2 separate regions of the Homo sapiens genome follow, and region 2 is linked to region 1. The links are chromatin loops, found by intact Hi-C in ENCODE. Cell type or tissue: spleen. All regions are shown on one strand. Region 1 overlaps CCDC38 (coiled-coil domain containing 38). Region 2 overlaps LOC102723340 (a long non-coding RNA gene).

Region 1 (2,500 bases):
GTGGCAGGATGGAAATCTTGGCTTTCAAAACCAATAGTCAAGGTCAAGTGTAATTGTCTATTTTCACACTGCTATAAAGAACTTCTCTGAGACTCGGTAGTTTACAAAGGAAAGAGGTTTAATTGACTCACAGTTCTGCATAGCTGGGAAGACCTCGGGAAACTTACAATCATGGTAGAAGGCTAAGGGGAAGCAAGCACCTTCTTCACAAGGTGGCAGGAGAGAGAAGCATGAAGGAGGAACTTCCAAACATGTATAAAACCATCAGATCTTGTGAGATCTCACTCACTATCACAAGAGCATGGGGGAAAACGCCCCCATGATCCAATCACCTCTCTCCCTCAACACATGGGGATTACGGGTCCCTCCTTTGACATGTGGGGTTTATAATTTGAGATGAGATTTGGGTAGGGACACAGAGCCAAACCATATAACCAAGAATACTGGGAGCCTGGAGTTGACACCTTAAATCAGAGATAGGAAGATAGGAAGAGGATTCCTGAAGACACATTCCCCAACTCTTACCCCACATCCCATGTCCACCTCAACCTTACAAAAAGACTCCACATCCTCCCAGCAAGCAGAGGGCCTGTGAAGAAACTCAATGATTCTTGCCCCAAATCACTAGAATCATTTTGGCTCCACCCACCTCCAGATATTCTGACTTAATTTGTCAAGGAAACATCAGCACTGGAATATTTTGAGAGTCCCCCAGGTGGCTGTAATGTACATCCAGGACTAAGAGCTAGTGGACCAAAGTTTAAGGAATTAATGGACTGGAGCTTAAAGTCTACCTGAGAAGCAGCCATTTGCCCAAAGATTCAGTGTAGAAAGTGGGAGTGGCTGGGATTATAGAAACTCCAAACACATTTTTCTGTAAGTCATGAGTTAGAGAGAAAGAAAATTGCAGAGTGGAAGTCTTGGGTTCAACACAGAGTACTCTGATCATCTCCTATTCACCCTGATGGTGATGGAGTGAATCCCCCATCCTAAATACTACGAGATAGCTGAACACATGATACCCAACACTGGACATATGAGACTGAAAGCAGTTTATAAGTCATATATACTCATAGCCTGGGGGAGGAGAATGCTGCCTGCAATGCAGTGCCACATGGGAATTGCACTCAGGAGCACAGTGAATCACCAGTGGTGGGAGGCAACTTTGTAGTAACAAAAGGCTGAGGTGTCCCCTGGTCCCCACAGGAGGATGTGATTGACTTGTTTGAATAATTTCATGGCTGACAGTGCAGTGAAACCCATTAGGTTGAAGACCAGGTGGAATGCAGCTGGTCCAATTGATAGAGGAACTAGCCAGGCCGGGAGAGTTTCCTGCTAGGTGGACGTCATATTTGGCAAGAGCAAGAGGATTTATGGTTAGGCTTTTGGGGCCCTGTGAGGCTGAAATATGTCAAGGCAGCACATACAATTTTAGGCCTTAAAAACATGAAGTAGAAACAGCTGAGGGTGGGTCCAGGCAGCTAGACTCTGGGACAGCAGAAGTGTAGACGAGCAAAGCCAACAGGCTGAAGACCAGGAGGTAGCCACAGAGATTGAGGACTCAAAAGGACCTGGGGCCAGGTGCCTGTGATGGTTAATTGTGTGCGTCAACTTGACTGGGCCATGGGTTCCCAGATTAAATGTTATTTCTGGTTGTGTCTGTGAGGGTATTTCCAGGTGAGATTAGCATTTGAATTGGTGGGCTCAGTAAAGTAGACTGCCCTCATCCATGTGGGTGAGTCTCGTCCAATCTCTTGAGGGTCTGAGTAGAAAAGGCTGAGGAATTAGGAAGTAACCCCTTCTTTTCTGCCTCACTGCTTGAACTGGGACATCTCATCTCATCTTCTCCTATGCTGAGACTGGAACTCACACCATCAGTTCCCCTGCTTCTCAGGCTTTCTGAGTCTGACTGAATTACATCACCAGCTCTCCTGGGTCTCCAGCGTATAGATGGCAAATCATGGGACTTCTCAGCCTCCATAATTATATGAGCCAATTACTCATAGTAAATCTCCTTCTTATTGGTTCTGTTTTTCTGGAGAGTTCTGCCTAATACAGTGGTGTTTACAGAGTCCATGGACCTATGCCTTATATACCATCACTCCCAGGCCAGGGCTGGACCCCAGACATCCCAATATGGAGCCACTGTTGTCCTCCAGGGGATGAGTAATTAGTGGGCTGGACACCTCTTCCCCAATCAGCCTTCTCTTCTTCCAAGAGAAACTCTACAAACTTAGATTCTGCCCTATCCCAAGTGTCTTTTTTTTTTTAATTTATTATTATTATACTTTAAGTTTTAGGGTACATGTGCACAATGTGCAGGTTAGTTACATATGTATACATGTGCCATGCTGGTGTGCTGCACCCACTAACTCGTCATCTAGCATTAGGTATATCTCCCAATGCTATCCCTCCCCACTCCCCCCACTCCACAACAGTCCCCAGAGTGTGATGTTCCCCTTCCTGTGTCCATGTGTTCTCATTGTTCAATTCCCACCTA
Region 2 (2,500 bases), 77 kb after region 1:
AATTCTCAGAAGGAGACCTTACTTCCTACATCTGTGAGAAAACTGAGGACTGCACATGTGAACCACCTTAACCTTCTGCCCCACCCCCCCCCATTCATTCCTTGACTCATTTAACAAATATTTTTTCAACACCTGTTATGTAACAAGCTCTATGCGAGGTGCTGGGGATGAAATAAATAACAAACACGCTCTACATTCATGAGGCTTACTGTCTGGTGATGGATAAAGCTGTATAAAGATGACTAATAAGAGGTCTAACTATCTTCATGCTGCAAAACAACCCAAACTACTGCATGCTCCAGTTGACTGTCACTGCCGAGACCAGCTTCTGAGTAATTTCAGCCCAGGCATCAGACTAGTGAGGGAAGGAGCTTCCAGGTGATACCACCTCCCAGCCATGTAAGTCACCCCCAGCAGTTTGAGGATTCTAAACTCAGGCCCTACGCATTGTGGAGCAGAGTCTTCCTTGTTATTCTTTCTCCAGAAACGCACTTTCCAACTTCCTTTGCCTGTCTAGATCTTTCTTACTCCTTAAGCCTGTTTAGGCCTTTTCTTCTCCAGGAAGCATTCCCTAAATTCTTCAGTTGGGTTAAGTGGCCCTTCTCTGGGATGCCTTAGCATAGCTCTTCTTTAGTATTATCTAGGAAATTACTTGTCTGTGTTCATCCATAATTATGTATATATCCGATCTGGCACAAAGACATTTAGCATATGCTTACTAGCTGAACTGAAGAAATGTGAACTGCACCGAGCTGGCCCCTAGGTAAACCAGCAAGCAGGATTAAGTTTGTCTTTAGCGCCCTCTACCTTCTTCACAGCACCCTTCCATGCCACCCTTCAAGCATCCCTTGTCACAATTCACTTTCAGTATCACTAAGTGATAACTAAAAACGACATTAACTTACAGCTTGTCTTGTAAGCTCATAGGGCAGAAGCCTTAAAGAGCAGTATTTGGGTAAATGGATTTGCTAAAGTCTAATCTTAGAACATGATCTTATGCCAGTGATTTGAGCTGAACTCCCTTCTCTGTATTCTTGGCAAGGAAGGCAAGGGAGAGCAGAGCCTGGAGAAAGAATCACACTGCAGCATAGATAAGTGACCAAGAGGACAGAACGAGGCGGGTGGATTGCTTGAGCCCAGGAGTTCGAGACCAGCCTGGGCAACATGGCCAAACTCTTTCTCTACAAAACAAAAATTAGCCAGACATGGTGGTGCATGCCTGTAGTCTCAGCTACTCCAGAGGCTGAGGTGGGAGGATGGCTTGAACCCAGAGGCTGATGCTGCAGTGAGCTATGGTCATGCCACTGCACTCCAGCCTGGGCGACAGAGTGAGACCCTGTCTCAAAACAAAACAAAACAAAAACTGCTAGGGAGAGTGAGAGCCAGGGAAAAGTCAGGATTCCGGGAATAGGCAGGAATATGTCTCTTCCATACCTGTCCCACCTTGGGTGTTCACTCCTATTGTAACTTTAGTCACTGCATTAGCACTTTGAGGGGTTATTTGGTCAGGACACCGCTCCCCACCCCCACCCCATGCCAACAATTATACTCTAAGACACCATTCCTCTTACACAATTTATTTGACCAGAGGTGGACCCAACCTGGGTTAGAGTCTCACCTCTGGGAATTTGGAATTGTGATAGCCTCCCCATGTGGTCAGAGCTATTTGTAACAGTAAAGCTGGAGAGTGGCCGGCCTGTACAACGTGGACTAGAGAGGCAGAGGTGAGGGACAGGAGCACTGACGGTGCTGCAGTCCTGGGCATCAGACCCCTTCTGTCCGTCCCAGGTTCTGATAATCTCCCCATACCTAGCATCCTTAAAATAATCTTCCTTTTCCCTTTTTGACTTCTGGTCACTTGGATTGCTGTTACTTGCAATCAAAGAATTCTAACACAGCTATGGTTCTAATTAATTCTAACTAATAGAGCTAATACACTAATAATTCTACCTAGTACAGCTATGTGTGCTGAGATGCCCTGGGGCACTACGTTGCATTGGCAGGGGTGCTTTGTTATGTTTGTCTTTTATTTGGTTCAAGTTATTTTGTTGTCTTTGAACAGACTGTGAGAGGGATGGGAAAGACTGGTGCTTGGGGTGGCCATCTGACCCCTGATGGACAGGAGACCAGGACAAGCCCACTGGATGAGCCGGAGGGGTCCAGGAGGAGGGAGTTGAGAGCTCCTGCTAGGGTTGACACATTCTGGTAAGGAGTTCATCTGCTGTCCACCAGGTAGGTGGTGTGCAAATACAACTAAGCATTCATGTTTAAGGTTTTTTTTTAATTTTTTATTTTTCGAGGCAGAGTCTCCATTGCCCAGGCTGGAGTGCAATGGCGCCATCTCGGCTCACTACAACCCCTGCCTCCCAGATTAAAGTGCTTATCCTCCCTCAGCCTCCTGAGTAGCTGGAATTACAGTCGTGCCTCCACGCCCAGCTAATTTTTGTATTTTTAGTAGAGACGGGGTTTCACCATGTTGGCCAGGCTGGTCTCAAACTCC

Evidence for each region. Peaks named below come from ENCODE experiments on the same cell type or tissue, not always from the same donor. Only the 100,000 strongest peaks of a DNase experiment are listed, where the experiment ranks them.
Region 2: a loop joins it to region 1, with 5 times the contacts of the local background. A loop is called at or near these places in 77 of 110 quality-filtered maps.

The regions. Positions count from the first base shown.
Region 1 is chr12:95,921,274-95,923,773 of GRCh38, forward strand. The region is part of intron 2 of CCDC38 (coiled-coil domain containing 38); the gene reads right to left. Among named protein-coding and RNA genes, the nearest start is that of CCDC38, 20 kb to the right of the region's middle. In spleen, no CTCF peak of the experiment used is centred here; no DNase peak of the experiment used is centred here.
Region 2 is chr12:95,998,029-96,000,528 of GRCh38, forward strand. It overlaps LOC102723340 (a long non-coding RNA gene), which reads left to right. Exons shown (of 4, transcript XR_945237.4): 2 at 303-399; 3 at 2,063-2,232. Among named protein-coding and RNA genes, the nearest start is that of HAL, 2.9 kb to the left of the region's middle. RefSeq lists enhancers at 1-217, 664-723. In spleen, CTCF peaks have their summits at 815 and 1,020; a DNase peak (open chromatin) is centred at 779; H3K4me3 peaks cover 6 bases; H3K27ac peaks cover 1,281 bases.